2 separate regions of the Homo sapiens genome follow, and region 2 is linked to region 1. Evidence: read pairs that join two places in POLR2A ChIA-PET (ENCODE). Cell type or tissue: GM12878. All regions are shown on one strand.

Region 1 (8,000 bases):
TAACATATATTAGTCAAACGAGTGACTCCTTACAAATATAAATTCTTTTAGGTGACATGGGAAGTAAATATGGTTTTAATTGTAGCACCCCCTACAGGGCTGTTATGCAGAAAAGAGTAGCTAATAGGCTGGACCCTAGAAGTTGTACTGTTTCTGGTGGCACAAAGAATTTCTTTCCAAGGTTCTGATGACTCTTTTTTATTCCTAATAAGTTCTTAAATGGTTATGTTCATAGCTTTTGAGGTTCAGGCTGCACAAAGAAGTTACTTTCATGGATACAGTTAGAACTTCTACTATGGGCTATAATAATAAATTTTGCACCATAACCTACTGCCAGGTCTTTCTACTGAAGAAGTGGTATTTCTGTATGGAATGTCTTTTGAAAAGAGAGACCATCACAAATGGTGTTATTAAGAATGTTGAACTGCCGGGCGCGGTGGCTCACGCCTGTAATCCCAGCACTTTGGGAGGCCGAGGTGGGCGGATCATGAGGTCAGGAGATCGAGACCATCCTGGCTAACACGGTGAAAACCTGTCTCTACTAAAAATACAAAAAATTAGCCAGGTGTGCTGGCGGGTGCCTGTAGTCCCAGCTGCTCAGGAGCCTGAGGCAGGAGAATGGCGTGAACCCGGGAGGCGGAGCTTGCAGTGAGCTGAGATCGCGCCACTGCACTCCAGCCTGGGGGACAGAGCGAGACCCCGTCTCAGAAAAGAAAAAAAAAAAAAAAAAAAAAGAATGTTGAACCAGAGTGAGACCTTGTTTCTACAAAATTTTTTTTTTTTAAATCATTTGTGTCTGGTGATGTACACCTGTAGTCTCAGCTACTTGGGAGGCTGAGGTGGGAGGATCACTTGAGCTCAGGAGGTCAAGGTTGTAGTGAGCTGTGATGATGCCACTGCACTCTAGCCTGGATGACAGAGTGAGACCCTGTCTCAAAAAAAAAAAAAAAAAAAAAGAAAAGAATGTGGAAAATTGTGGAATGATATAAACTATTAGTAGTAAGGCCTTTCCTTCAGTAGCATGATGTTTATTCATCATTAATTCATTCAGCGTTTGCTGGAACCCTACTATGAGCCAGCTCTTTGTTTAGATACTGCCCTCAAGGAGCTTACATTCTCATGGGAAAGTCAGGTATGGAAGTTGACAACTACAATAAAGGTTTGAAAAAGCACAGAGGAGGGGCCCCTAATGTCAAGGCTCAGGGAGATCTTTTTAGAGGTGGTTGTGCTCAAGCTGTCATAGAAGACAACAGGATTTTAATCCATAGGAAAACAGTCCTTTAGCTTTTTGTCTTAATACCAAATAAAATAATGTCTGTGTATACTGTTTGGGAAAATGATTTGAGTAGCATGATATCATGTCAGAATGCTGAAAGTGGATTACTTTCCCTCCTCTCTTTACCTCTGCTACCTAGAGCTGTGCTGTGCTGAGATCAGTATTCGTACTTTTGTCAGGTTTCCTGTTTCCTTTAAAAGCCTTATCCTGTGGCTGGACTAGGCATCAGCTTCTTGTTTCTTTGTGTATCTCATTATCCATACCACTGTCTTCACTCTTTTGCCTGGCAGTGTTTGTGGCTGAACTTGGAAACCTGAGGAAGTCTCTACTATGCTTCTGGTATGCTCAGCTCTAGGGTAATATTGCTTATTGTTTTAGACCATTGCTGAAAGCAAAGGAAAGAGAATGTGGACAATCATGCATCGTCTTTGTCCTTACTTCTAGACGTCATACCCAGGGCAGTAGATACCAAGTGGGTTGCATACATGAAGGTTCTTTGGGAAAGGGAAAGAAAATTTTTAAACTTACATTTATTTATAGCAAAAAAATTATAGCAAAATTTTTTTTGTTTTAAATTATACATATGTGTCTAGTAGCACGTATTTATATTTTATGTATATGTACTACATACATAATTTTTTTTCAGATTTTTTACTCATGAGGGTGCACCTCAATAAAGCTTGGCAACCACTGCTTCATGGGAAATGATCAGCGCAAGTGACTTCTATGCAATTTTTAGAAAATGTGAATGATGACATACTGAGCTCTCAGGGCAACTGGTCACTCCTTTGTAATCGTTCCTCCCCAGCAAGGGGTTAGTGAAGATGGAACCGTCTAGCTCCAGTGTGGCAGACTGATGAGATTGGATTCAGAACTGGGCAGTAGGCTTTGCAAAGAGTGGATCATTTAGCAAAAGCCTGGCACCAAGGAGGAGTGTGAAGGAGTAGTGGCAGGGAAGAGGCAGGTGAATGACTATACTAAAAACTGTTTCCAGTGGAAATTGTGTCTTTTTCTTGTCCCATTTTATTTGTAGTAGGGAAACATTTCTTTCAAAGCACCTGGGCAGCATTGGAAATTTCACATGCATCATTAGCATGGTGTGTGTGTGTGTGTGTGTGTGTGTGTGTGTGTGTGTGTGTGGCGACAATGTTATCATTAGTGGTATAATTTTATTTTGCAAAGAGAGAAGTGTTTCCTGTTTTATCACAGCTTTCCCCGAGGAGGGCTGGTGTATTAATTTGCTGTATTGCCTCCTGGCTGTTCCCAGGCTGTTTTTCCTCTTCATCATGGAATTTTTAATGGCCCTACTGCCTCTTGGGAAGCATGTGAGGAAGAGTTCCTCAGGGAGTGCTTCCCTTTTTTCACATGCCTATAATTACTCTCCTTTAAGAGCACAAAGAGTTTGATAATCATGCCTGAACTATGAAGGTTCCCTCCTGTCAGGTTACTGAGCTGAGGCTGCTTCTTGCCTGGACACTGCCAATTCCATTCTCCTAAGCAAGAGCAAGGGCTTTTCAACAGTTTCCTCCCTGCTAGAACCATATGCCCTTCTGGTTCTCAGAATAGGTGGGGGCGGGGGGCATTGGGAGGATGGTGCATGACCTAAAATCCTCTCTTGTTTAATATTTCATTGCTATAAACAAATAAATAATTGGACCATAATATTAAAATAACATTTTATTGATGTAGCGTTATAATACAGCCCAGATGACAGGTGCAGTGGATGGGAGGGAGAGTTTTGTGGTCTTTGTACCATCTAATAGATTTGTGGATTTCAGGAATAGCACTCTGGAAATAGTTAACTTGGTGGTTTTCAACCCTGGCTGCAAGTTGGAATCACCTAAGAAGCTTTAAGAAAATATATCCGTGCTGGGCCCCACTTCCAGAGATTCTGATTTAATTGGTCTGGGATAAGGCCTAGACATTGGCATTATTTTAAAGCTCCCTAGGTGATTAATATGCCAGCCAGGGTTAAGAACTGTTGTCCTAAATGCATATGGTTTTGTGACTGGTGCTTTGTAATTTGCTTAATAGGGTCTCCCCTTTCATAATTGGTGCAAACTCTGTACTTTGGTATGGTATGCACCATTCCTTACGGGAGGTAGACCTCTGGACTTCTCTTAGCTTTGGAGAACCTACTGCAGGTAGAGAAGAGTGTTAGTATCTGCACGGTGCCCAGCACATAGTTCTTAATAAATGGATCAGGGGCAGAGTTTTGTCAGGTGGATATATGGATAGTTGGATTGTTGGCTGGGTGTGTAGATGAAATCCATAAACCAAGTGTTTTGGTTTGGTTGTTTTGGTTGCTAGTATTGGGATTTGCTGTTAAAGGTGTGATACCTGGTATTGGTGTTAAGAATTGCTGCTGCCCAAACAGCAGATGGTGTGATTGGCGTTCTGGTAGAGGCAGTGGTATTGTTAAGGGCACAGTCACAAACTTGTAATAAGAAGACTAGTGCTGCAAGCAGTTTTTCCCAAAATGAGAGATTTGTTGATTGTGAAGGATAGTTTTTCTTACTATTATTACCAAAGAAAATGATAGCTAGGATTTATCAATTGCTACATACAGGTCAGTTGCATCTATGTGATTCATCAATCACCAGTTGCAGTTTTTGAGTGCAAAAACTTTTCATGGCAGTGTTTTAGTTTTCTCCAACTCAAAGGAAAGGTCAACTTTTAGTGACCTTTCCTTTATTTTGGAAGATAATTTGGTCAAGCATTACCATTTTAATTTATTCTTTCTTTAAGCTCTGAAATAGCAAAGCACTGATATCTTCTTTTCATATAGGTCAGCTTCCTTTGTAAATAAACTGTTTTTTCTTTGAGAAATCTTATTTTTAGTTGTGGTAAGGATGGCAGATATCAGCCTGGTATGCAAATGTTATACGTGTTTCTTAATGAATGGATGAAAAGTTTCATAGCTTCTACTTTCTTCATAGTCCATTGGCATAGGTGGTAGGAGATTAAGAGTGTAGATATTAGTGTCAGGCAGACCTGGGCGAGAATCCGGGCTTTACCCAGGCAAATGACTTAATCTTCCCATACCTCAATTTCTACATCTTTAAAATGGAAATATCAATACTTTTTAAATTGGTTGAATGGGGACCAAAATGAAATAATATATGTAAATATTGAGCATCCTGGTAACCAATATTATTTTTGTTATGTAGTTACTGCCCTACCCCATCCTTAGGATAATTGCAATTTTAAAAACTTTGAGTTGGCTTCCAGAGTCATTTGCTAATTAGATGTAATACTGATTCTTGAGGTGCTTAAATGACCTCAAATGGTCTATAAGAGGAGGCATTTGGACAGAGTTGGGGTTAAAAAAAAAGAGAGAGAGACCTTCCTGCCCATTAGAGAGTTGAAATAGGATAGGCTGAGCTCATTTGTAATTCATTTTATCTGTTCACAAACGTTATGATCTGCATATCAGAGTTGTGTGCCCAGCTGGCTGTGCCACTTGACAAGGAGTTTCAAAGAGTAAGAAGAAGACTCACTTCATGCTATTAATTTTGACCTTTGGAGCCATAATAAACAGCCTGAGGTTTTACCTCAGGGCTTGGGGGAAGGAACCTTTTATTAGTCCTGTATCTGTTGATGCTGTGAAGCACAGTGTTGCTTTCTCACCTCTTTAATGCCTCAGTTTCAGCCACATGTGTGAAGCAGTTTCTGCTATAGTATTGTCTATAAGGCTGCCCAAGCCTATTGGAATTGCCCATTGTATAGTACACAGTTCTTGAATCTTTTGTCCTCTATTGGAGGGTCTCGTTGACAGTGGCTCTCAGCTGGCTGGCATCTTACTGCCTAAGTGGAATGATGAAAGCATTTTCTCTCTCTCTGTTTTTCCATTGTAAGATACCCATCTTTCCAACTGATGTGAAATGATTTGGCTCTTATGGGCGGCATGAAACAGCTTCATAGATATGCCTACTTTAGCCCAGCTAAGGGAATTAGATTAGGGAGAATTTTCAGGTGCCAGTGAGCAGTTTGTCACAGACTACTGAGGGTTAGATTTAAGTGAAAATCATTAGTGGAATTGCTAGGATCGCTTCCTGTTAGATAAGCCTCCTCTGTTTCCTATGATAATTGTGAAGTGTTTTTTTTTTTTCTTTTCTTCCTATCTGCTCCTAGTGCCATAGGCCTAGATCTTTTCCCAGGTGCAAGTCTATGAAAATATTTCCCCTCCTGACTGCTTAATAAATGTCAGTAAACCTTAAAGGTAAAATCACATGTGAGAAAGGAGTCTCACATTTAATCTAGGGATTAAATCTCTAGATTTAATCCTCCTTTTTCTCCTTTTACCCTAGCACTTACTTGTTCTCTGATTACAACTCAGTGTCTCGGAGTATTAATTCTTTCTTTAGGAATTGGCCTTCCTACTGTGTTGTGAGCTCCTGGGGACAGGACCTCAGCTCAGTCATCTTTTATCTCCCTCTGCACATCCAGCATAGTATGTTACATTGGGTAGGCCTCCATACATTTTTGTTAAAAATAATTGAGGTGAATAGATTAGTAATTAAGCAGAATAATTGGAATATATATATGAACTTTGGTCCCTAGAAATATCAAATTTTTTCCTGGTGTTACTTGTGTTAAAGAAAAAGTATAGAAAACAAATACCATTTTTACATTGAATTTTATTAACTTTCTAATTTTTAATTTTTGTGGGTTTGTAGTAGGTGTATATACTTATGGGGTACATGAGATGGTTTGATATAGGCATGTAATGCGTAATAATCACATCATGGAGAATGGGGTATCCATCCCCTCAAGCATTTATTCTTTGTGTTACAAACAAACCAATTTTACTTTTATTTAAAAATGTACAGTTAGATTATTATTGACTGTAGCCACCCTGTTGTGCTATCAAATAGTAGATCTTATTCATTCTTTCAATTTTTTTATACATATTAACCATCCACATTCCCCACCACCCTCATTACCCTTCCCAGCCTCTGGTAACCCTCCTTCTACTCTTTATCTCCATTAGTTCAATTGTTTTGATTTTTAGATCCCACAAATAAGTGAGAACATGTGATTTTTGTCTTTCTGTGCCTGGTCTATCTTACTTAATATAATTATCTCCATTTCCATCCATGTTGTTGCAAATAACAGGATCTCATTCTTTTTTATGGCTGAATAGTACTGCATTGTGTATATGCACCACATTTTCTTTATCCATCATCAGTTGATGAACACTTAGGTTGCTTCCGAATTTTGGCTATTGTGAACAGGGCTGCAGCAAACCTGGGGGTGCAGATATCTCTTTGATATACTGATTTCCTTTCTTTTGGGTATTTACCCAATAGTGAGATTGCTGGATCATATGGTAGCTCTATTTTTAGTTTTTTTGAGGAACCTCCAAACTATTCTGCATAGTGGTTGTACTAATTTACATTCCCACCAACAGTGTACGAAGATTACCTTTTCACCACATCCTCACCAGCATTATTAGTTGTATTTTGGATGTAAGCCATTTTAACTGGGGTCAGATGATGTCTCATTGTAGTTTTGATTTGCATTTTTCTGATGATCAGTGATATTGAGCATCTTTTCATATGCCTGTTTGCCACTTGTATGTCTTTTGAGAAATATCTGTTCAAATCTTTTTTGATTGGATTATTAGATTTTTTTTCTACAGGGTTGTTTGAGCTCCTTATATATTCTAATTATTAACCCTTTGTCAAATGGGTAGTTTGCAGATATTTTCTCCCATTCTGCGGGTTGTTTATTCACTTTGTTGATTGTTTCCTTTGCTGTGCAGAAGGTTTTTAACTCAATGTGATCCCATTTGTCCATTTTTGCCTTGGTTGTTGTGATTGTGGGGTATTACTCAAAAAATTTTTGCCCAGACGAATGTCCTGGAGATTTTTCCCAATGTTTTCTTATAGTAGTTTCATAGTTTGAGATTTCAGATTTAAGTCTTTAATCTACTTGATTTGATTTTTGTATATGGTGAGAGATAGGGGTCTAGTTTCATTCTTCTGCATATGGATATCCAGTTTTCCCTGCACCATTTATTGAAGAGACTGTCTTTTCCCCAGTATATGTTCTTGGCACCTTTGCTGAAAATGAGGTCACTCTGCATGTGTGGATTTGTTTCTGGGTTCTCTATTCTGTTCCATTGGTCTATGTGTCTGTTTTTATGCCAGTACAATGCTATTTCAGTTACTATAGCTCTGTAGTATAATTTGAAGCCAGGTAGTGTGGTTCCTTCAGTTTTGTTCTTTTTGTTTAGGATAGCTTTGGCTGTTCTGGGTCTCTTGTGGCTGCATATAAATTTTTGGATTCTTTTTCCTATCTCTGTGAAGAATGTCACTGGTATTTTGATAGGGATTGCATTGAATCTGTAGATTGGTTTGGCTAGTATGGACATTTTAACAATATTGATTCTTTCAATCCATGAACATGGAATATCTCTCAGTTTTTTTGGTGTCTTCTTCAATTTCTTTCATCCATGTTTTATATTTTTCATTATAGAGATCTTTTATTTCTGTAAGTTAATTCCTAGGTATTTAATTTTATTTGTGGCCACTATAAATGGGGTTAATTTTTAAATTTGTTTTTCAGATTGTTCACTCTTGGCATATAGAAATGCTACTGAATTTTTTGTGTTGATTTTTTATCTTGCAACTTTACTGAACTTGTTTATCACTACTGACAGTTTTGTGGTAGTCTTTAGGTTTTTCCAAATATAAGTTCATATCATCTACAAACAAGG
Region 2 (8,000 bases), 320 kb after region 1:
CTGGCTGTGTGCAGACTCCCGGGTGCAGTGGGGTGGGGGACGGGGATGGGGGGGCAGGGGTGTGGGGCTCGACTGTAACTGGCTTTTTCTTTGGTATGTCTTTCCTTCTCCATGGACGGTGCGGAGGCCTGGGCCAGGGCTGACTCCCTTCAGGAGTGGAGGCCACTGGAGCAAGTGCCCTCTCCCCTCCACCGAGCCACCAAGAGGCAGCATGTGCATTTCCTAACTCCCTTGCCCCCTCCCCCATCTGTGGCCTGGGTGGGCACTGCTCAGGCTGGATACCACCTGGAGGTTTTCCTTCCGCAGAGGGCAGGTACGCAAGGGACAACAGTATCTTTCTTCCAGAGGTCCTACCTGCTCTGAGATCCTCTGGGGCCGGTCAAGAGGCCCCATACCTTCCACAGTTTCCACTCAGCTTTCAGCCAGGGGGTACCCACAGGAGAGCAGCGGCTAGAGCTCAAGTGCTTCCTGGGCACCCCACCCCTCGGGGCCTACCCCCCTGCCTGTCACCCACCGCGCCGGTGTCCACCTGTCCTCCTCCTCTTCTCCTCCCCCCGGGAGTCCCCCGCTACTTCCTGACCCTACCTCAGAGCTCACTCACCCAGTGGGTTCAGCCAGCCACAGCGACTCCAGGGGCTGTAGACAGGAACGCGCTGGCACAGAGAAGAGCGGGGACCACACCATCCTCCCAAGAACCCTCTCCCTCTTCCTGCCTTCCCCCTCTCCCTGAAGGGCAGGTCCAGGCCAAGTGAGCCTGTGAGAAGCTCAGGAGCCTGGCTCCATCCAAGAGCACCCCGGGGGGAGGATCAGGACAGGATGGACAGAGGCCCAGACTCATCTTTGCCAAGCACAGAAAGGCCGAGCAGCTGAGATAAGTAGGCAGGGGAGCCCCAAAGGGAGGGAACTCAGCGGGGTGGCCTGCCTCATCCTTCCTGGCTTCCCTTCCCTGCACTCAGCATCATGCCACAGGGCTAGTGTACCAGTGCCACAGGAGGGGTGCCCTCCTACCACACTTGGGCTACCAGAGGTTTGGTGTAGCTCCCCTGGGCACCGCGAGCACGCCAGCTCTCTGGCAGGACCCCTGCAGTCCCCCTGGCTGTGCCAGGTAACCAACCGTCTTGGTTTGTCCAGGACGTTTCTTTATCCCAGGAAACTCCTCTACCCCAGGCACACGGGGACAGTGGGTCACTCTATTTCTGTGGATGGCCGTGAAAGTTTTCACTAACTCAAGGGGCAGCCCTGAACACCCATTTGTGCTCACAGGTTGGCCAAGAGCAGCTTAGAGGATCTCCCAAGGATGAAAGAATGTCAAGCCATGATGGAAAATGCCCCTTCCAATCAGCTGCCTTCACAAGCAGGGATCAGAGCAACTCCCCGGGGATCCCCAATCCACGCCCTTCTAGTCCAACCCCCCTCAATGAGAGAGGCAGGCAGATCTCACCCAGCACTAGGACACCAGGAGGCCAGGTAACTTTCTGCAGCTTTTCCATAGAAGCCCTGGTCCCACCTCCTTGGCTCTACCCCAGGAACCTCCCGGCCTGGGCTTCTGGGCTGGGACGTGCTGAGGTCATCCCAGACAGGAGGGAGGGCTGGCTGAAATCCACAAACTGCAGAGCAGCTCTCTGATGGTGTCCCACACAGAAAATGTTAAGGATTTCAAGAGCCCTCCCAGACCAGTGATGTGTCCCTCCGGCTCCCCTTGCCTGTGGGGAATCGGGTCTGAGTCACTTGATGAGTAGGCACTGGAGCCGTTACCCAGGATGCTGCGGCCCTAGCCCTCCATGCAGCCCATCTTCCCTCATTTGGGTGGAGGCACACATTTGGGGCAAAGGCCCCTTCTTGGCATCAAGGAACACCAGCTACAAACCAAGTCTAGCACAGTGTTTAGAGGCTCTGCCCTGAGGTTCTGCTCCGGAGAAACCTTCACAGTAGAGACCTTGGGGTGTGTGCTTTGGGACTCCCTCAGTCTCTCACTGTGCTGTGTCCTTGCAGCGGGGCCGAGGTAGCACCCTGCTCTGTCACTTCCTGCTCAAGCTGGAGGACCCAGGCGGCAGGGCATCATGCCCAGCTGGCATCTGCTGTCTGTCTTTTCTAGGGAAAGCATCTCTGGCTCACCATGTAACATCTGGCTTGGAGCAAGTGGGTGTTCTGCACACCAGGCAGCTGCACCTCACTGGATCTAGTGTTGCTGCGAGTGACCTCACTTCAGAGCCCCTCTAGCAGAGTGGGGCGGAAGTCCTGATGGTTGGTGTCCATGAGGTGGAAGCTGCTTTTATACTTAAAACTCAGATCACAACAGGAAATGTGTCAGTAACAATGGAACTCCATCCAATGGGAAAGTTCCTGGTACTGAAGGGGTCCATTGGACACTCAGAAAAGAAGTTCAGGGGCCAACTTCTTAGCTGGAATCCTGGCCAGATGAGGACCCTCTCCGGGGAAGGGAGAGGACTGACTTAGTGGAAGGTGGTGAAGTGAGGAGAGTTTAGGGGAACCTTCCCCCAGTGGAACAGATCTCAAGTTTACCCTAAACCTGCCATTTCTGGAAAATCTGTAAAGAGGAAACAGCCTGTCTCAGCTGTACTCTCATGATACAGGTCATTTGAAATGAACCAAGAAATAAAACATGAAAATCCAACCATGGAGAAGGTGGTATGGCTGGGTTTTGTTTGGTCCCCTTGTCCTTATACGTTCTAAAGTTTCCAGACTGGCTTTGTCACTTTGTGAACTCGTCATGTGTGAAAACCAATCTTTGCATATAGGGAACTTCCTCGGGCCACACTTTAAGAACCAAGTAAGAGGCTCTCAAGACTCCAGCAGAGTCGGGAGGCCATGGCAGCGCCTTAGAGGAGCTGGAACCTGCACCCACCTGTGTCGGTGGGGGGGGCCTCCTTTCCCCATAGACTCTGCCCTCCCTCTGTGCAGATGGAAGTGGCAGGGGAGGGTGACCAGCTTGTGACAAGAAGACTGAAGGGTCCAGAGTCCATGCTCACGGAACAGCACCAAAGAAAAGCACTATGTGGAAAGATTGTTTTATTTTCTAATAATGATAATATGGCTGGAATGGCTTCTTAAGATGTATATATTTTTTAAAATGGCAGTTCCCCATTGCAGCATCACCTACTTGTATGTCTTTCTGCCTCTGTATATGTTCTCCCAGAAACCCCCATGTAAATCAAATGCCCTAGGATGCTTCCATCCTGGTCCCATGTATCTGGAATCTAATAAATAAGGAAAGGAACTATTGAGTTTCTTCACACATTGTCTTTCTGGGCTGACTGTCCCCCAGACAGCACTGCCCTTGGGTTTCAGGCTGAGGCTAGGAGAGGCCGTTGGGAGAGGCAACCCAGCCTTAGTGTTCCCTGGGAAGTCCCATGGTGTCATTTTAAAACATGTTCACCAGCAAAGCTCAGGAATGCAACTGGAGAAGTATGCTGCAGGTCTGAGAAGCTCCCTGTTGCTTTTATGCTTTTAATATTAATGGTAAGGCAATCGATTACTTTCATTAATGCCAGAGAAATGAGATATCAGATATATGTGAATGAAAACCAATTCATTACCTTAGGATTTTGAATTGCATCTGTGACACACACAACACCGGATAGCACAGCCCACATGTTATTCCAGGACACACTCAGGACCAGTGAGAAGCAGAGGGGAGGGCCTGAAAGAGATCAAAGAAGACATTTCAAGATGCCTTTTGTTTCAAGTAAAAGTTACCTTAGCTTATACTGGCTTACTGGATTTATATGTGAGTCCGGAAGTGGGGTAGGCATCAGGCAGGGTTTGATCCAGGGGTTTACAAAGTCAATAGGGTTATGGTTCAGCTTTTCCGATTCCCCCAGTTCTTCTGCGTGTTTGTTTCATCCTTATGCTGGCCTCTTTCCTGGTAGCAAGAAGGCTGCCAGTTTTTTGTTTCACACCTTGTGGGAGAGAGAAAATCTCTTTCTGCAACCATGGAAAATGTCTGAACTTCTTTCTGAACTCCACCGGGTTTTGTATCTATCCCTTAGTGAATCCCCATGACCAGCCTGGGGTAGAATCAGTTCCACTCAATGGCCTAGCTGCCACACTGTGGGAAAGGAGTAGGTTGGAAGTCTAGAAGTCTAGAAGACAGCCAACCATAATGCCCACAGAACCCACATACGTGAACAGCTCAGGGTCTGGTCAACTTTCAGTGAGAGGTTTGTGAGTCTCCTGCAGCTCTTGGAAGATAAGAACCACATGGTTATCTTTGCATTTAACACCTTCATGCATGATATGCATTATGTACTTGTGGGAATGAAAGTACTCAATTTGTAGATTCTTTTTAGGTAATTCACCTTAAAAGAATGCACACACGGCTGCTATTTATGTTGCTATCTTAAGAAAAAAGTAATTAGGAAAGAAAGTCAACCATAATATCACGTAATGCAGTCAAAATGAAAATCTTTATTTGATTATCTGTATATTAGGATATTCTGTGCTACCTTTTCCATTTATACATGTAATTGTGATCAGACCAACTAATAGCTCATATTTTCAAAGACCTAACCCTCATCCATACCTCCATCTCCATTCATTCTCTAGTCTCTCTCTTTTTTTTTTTTTTTTTTTGTTAGCAAAAAAGTGAAGCTTCAAAGAAAGGGGAAAAATTCAACTAATATTCATTCATTCAACAAATATTTGCTGAGGATCTACCCATTCCAGGCCCTATCCTGGGCATGGAGACTATCTCCATAAAGAGAACAAACAAGGCCGAGCACGGTGGCTCACACCTGTAATCCCAGCACTTTGGGAGGCCTAGGCGGGTGGATCACGAGGTCAAGAGTTTAAGACCAACCTGGCCAATATGGTGAAAACCCGTCTCTACTAAAAATACAAAAATTAGCCAGGCATGGTGGCACGCATCTGTAGGCCCAGCTACTCGGGAGGCTCAGGCAGGAGAATCGCTTGAACCCAGAAGGCGGAGGTTGCAGTGAGCTGAGATCAAACCACTGCACTCCAGCCTGGGCGACAGAGTGAGACTCCACCTCAAAAAAAAGAGAAACAAGAACAAACAAAATCCATCTTCATTCTTCATGGAGCAGACAGTCTACTGGGAGGAAGAGAGAGAAAATAAGCACAGCAAATAACCAAATTATATAGTTTGTTAGAATGTATATAGTGTAAGTGAGTTGGGGGGAAGCAAGGTATGGGTGATCAGAAATGGGTAGGAGGCTACAAGTTTTAAGGGAGTGGTCAGAGCAGTCTCAATGAGGATGTTACGTTCAACAATAAAAGTTAAAGAAAGTGAGGATTCTGTGGGTGTATGGAGGGAAAGCTCTTCATGCAGAGAGAGCAGCCAGGGCAAAGGCCCTGGGGTAAGACTATGCTTGGCATATTCAGCAAGCTTCAAGGAAAGGAGTGTGGGCGAAATGGAATGGGGGAGGCCCTGGGGAACAAGGGGCACAAGGCCATAGTAAGTGTGGCTCTCAGGCTAAGAGATTACATGAGGAACCAGTGGAAGCGTCTGAATACAGGGGTGACACGATCACACATTTTAATAGGACTTTCAGTTGTTTTGTGGTTTGCTGGGCTGTTGTTTCTTTGAAAGTGTCTGGCTGGGCATCGAACGTGGCATTGGGGTTTTATCCGGGTCATGTATTTAAATAGTGGTCTTGAGAATGGGGCCGGGGTGGAAGTACATGGGACAGGTGTGTCATCCTCAAGTCTTCCTGGGCCACCAGAGGCACCTGGCTGGCCCCACCTTTGTGCCCACCCCATCTTAGTTTTGCCCCAAACTTGTCATGGGGGCTTTGGTTGTCCCTCTCCTCTTTTGGCTGCTGTGTTAATAACACGCTCCAAGAGGACAGGGTGGAAGCAGGAAGAACAGCTAGAAGACCACTGGTGAGGTGACTGTGGCTTGGAGCAGGGATGTTTCAGAGCAGGTGTTAAGACGCACTGGGGGCTGGCCACAGTGGCTCATGCCTGTAATCCTAGCACCTTGGGATGTCAAGGTGAGTGGGTCACTTTGAGCTCAGGAGTTGGAGACCTAAGCAACATGGTGAAACCCTGTCTCTACAAAAAAACACAAAAATGAGCTGGCATGATGGCTTGCACCTGTGGTCCCAGCAGCTCGAGAGTCTGAAGATGGAGGATAGCTTGAGCTGGGAAGCGGAGGTTGCAGTGAGCCGAGATCGCATCACCGCACTCCACCCTGGGTGACGCGGCAAGACTGTCTCAAAAAAATAAATAAAAATAAAAATAAAAGAAATGCTTAGGTTCTAGATCTACTTTGAAGCCACCAGATTTGCTGATAAATTGAATGTGGAATGTGAGAGAAAGAAAGGAGATGTGGGTAATTCCAAAGATTTCGGCCGCAGAAACTGGAAGGAGTAAGGTTGTTATCCACTGAGATGGGAAAGACTGAGGGAGGGCAAGCTTGGGGACTGGGTGGGAGAATCAGTCGTGTTAAGGGTGAGATGCTGTCACAGGTCCAGGGGAGACGTATCGCCAAAAAGGCCTTAGACCATAGGACCAGCTAAACAGGAAACAGGAAATGTGCTTCCCCCAATAGCAGATGTAGCACTGGTGGTCTTTCCCAGCTGAGAATTCCTTCTCACACCCAGCCAACCCCTCCATTGTTCTCTACCTGTCCTCACAGGCAATAAAGTAAATTAATCCGGTGAACATAGATTTGTGGAGTAGAAGGAGCTTAGCGATCACCTTTTATGTCATTATTTGTCAGCTGAGCAAAATAACCCAAAAGGGAGCTTCTGGGGAAAAGACCCTTGCTGGAAGAATCAGAACTATAACTTCACCCTTGATTTTTCAAAAACAGTATGGGGTGCTGAAAAGCTCGCTGGACTGGCAAGTACACAACTGCTTGACTAGATTTAGGCCAGGAGTCCACAAATGGGGGCAATTTTCCCCCCAGGGGACATTTTGCAATGTCTGGAGACATCTTTTGTTGTCACACTGAGCATAGCTACAGGGGTGGAGGCCAGGGATGCTGCCAGACATCCTACAGGGCACAGGACAGCCCCCCACTGAAAGAATTATCTCACCCCAGATGTCAGTGGTGCTGAAGTTGAGAAACCCTGATTTAGATGTACTCTGGGCATTATCAAGGAAAAACTGGAAGCCATTCTTCTAGAAGGGCCCCTGTGTTCCACCCAGAGTTCCAGGAAACAGTGTGGGGGCGTCAACTCCTGTTACCAAGTTCTTCCCCCCAGTGCCTTCTGCACCCCACCTGGCGTCACTCTACCCTGACACTTCTATCAGAGGCAAACATCCTACACACTGCATGAGCAGCTTCTGTTCAGACTCAGCCCTCAGGTCCAACCAAGCTCTTCCCCCCAGTGCCATCTGCACCCCATCTGGCCTCACTCTACTCTGACACTTCTATCAGGGGCAAACATCCCATGCTCTGCATGGACAGTTTCTGTTCAGACTCAGCCTTCAGGTCCAAGGAGAGATTGCTCTGGTCCTGCGGTCTGCCCCAGCCTGGTTCCTGTCTATGTCAACTTTTTGTTTTGTGAAGCCAGGCAGCACCTGTGGCTTCAGGTCTCAAAGAGGTGGAGACCCTTCTTGGCAGACCTAAGAGGCCCCCGTTGAAGTGTGCTAAGAACAAAGGTGACTCCACATCCTCTTCTTCCTCTCCCCAAGTGGCCCCAGTCCCTGATTGTCTGTCCCTACACTTCTGGTCTACCTCTGGGTTTTCTCTCATTACTTCCTCCCCTTGCCTGGGATGGGCAGAGGCTCCTGGGGTTGGCCATTTGAAGTCCAGCATCTGATGGTCAGAAGTGAAGCCTTCTCTGCAGAATGGTGGGGGAGAAGAACTAAGAGACTTTTGAGACCTTTTCTCCTACTTACTTTTTCCAGGCCATTGATCTCACTTCTACAGACATCTCTCCCTTATCAGCCCAAATGTCCCACCCACCTATGCAAAGATCCCATTGTCAGCTGTCACAAACCAGGACCAAGCCACAAGGCACCAGGGCTTTCACTTGGGTACTGAAGAGTCTCTTCCACTTCCCTTG

What was found. ChIA-PET counts read pairs that join two places held together with the same protein. Peaks named below come from ENCODE experiments on the same cell type or tissue, not always from the same donor. Only the 100,000 strongest peaks of a DNase experiment are listed, where the experiment ranks them.
Region 2: POLR2A ChIA-PET joins it to region 1 with 5 read pairs; 1 of 35 experiments calls an interaction of 5 or more read pairs at or near these places.

The regions. Positions count from the first base shown.
Region 1 is chr14:76,181,651-76,189,650 of GRCh38, forward strand. The region is part of intron 8 of GPATCH2L (G-patch domain containing 2 like); the gene reads left to right. Among named protein-coding and RNA genes, the nearest start is that of GPATCH2L, 34 kb to the left of the region's middle. In GM12878, CTCF peaks have their summits at 101 (motif pointing left), 3,655 and 4,700; a DNase peak (open chromatin) is centred at 4,881; H3K27ac peaks cover 1,910 bases.
Region 2 is chr14:76,498,600-76,506,599 of GRCh38, forward strand. It overlaps ESRRB (estrogen related receptor beta), which reads left to right. Exons shown (of 7, transcript NM_001379180.1): 7 at 1-3,238. Among named protein-coding and RNA genes, the nearest start is that of ESRRB, 130 kb to the left of the region's middle. RefSeq lists an enhancer at 1,381-1,920. In GM12878, no CTCF peak of the experiment used is centred here; a DNase peak (open chromatin) is centred at 4,182; H3K27me3 peaks cover 192 bases.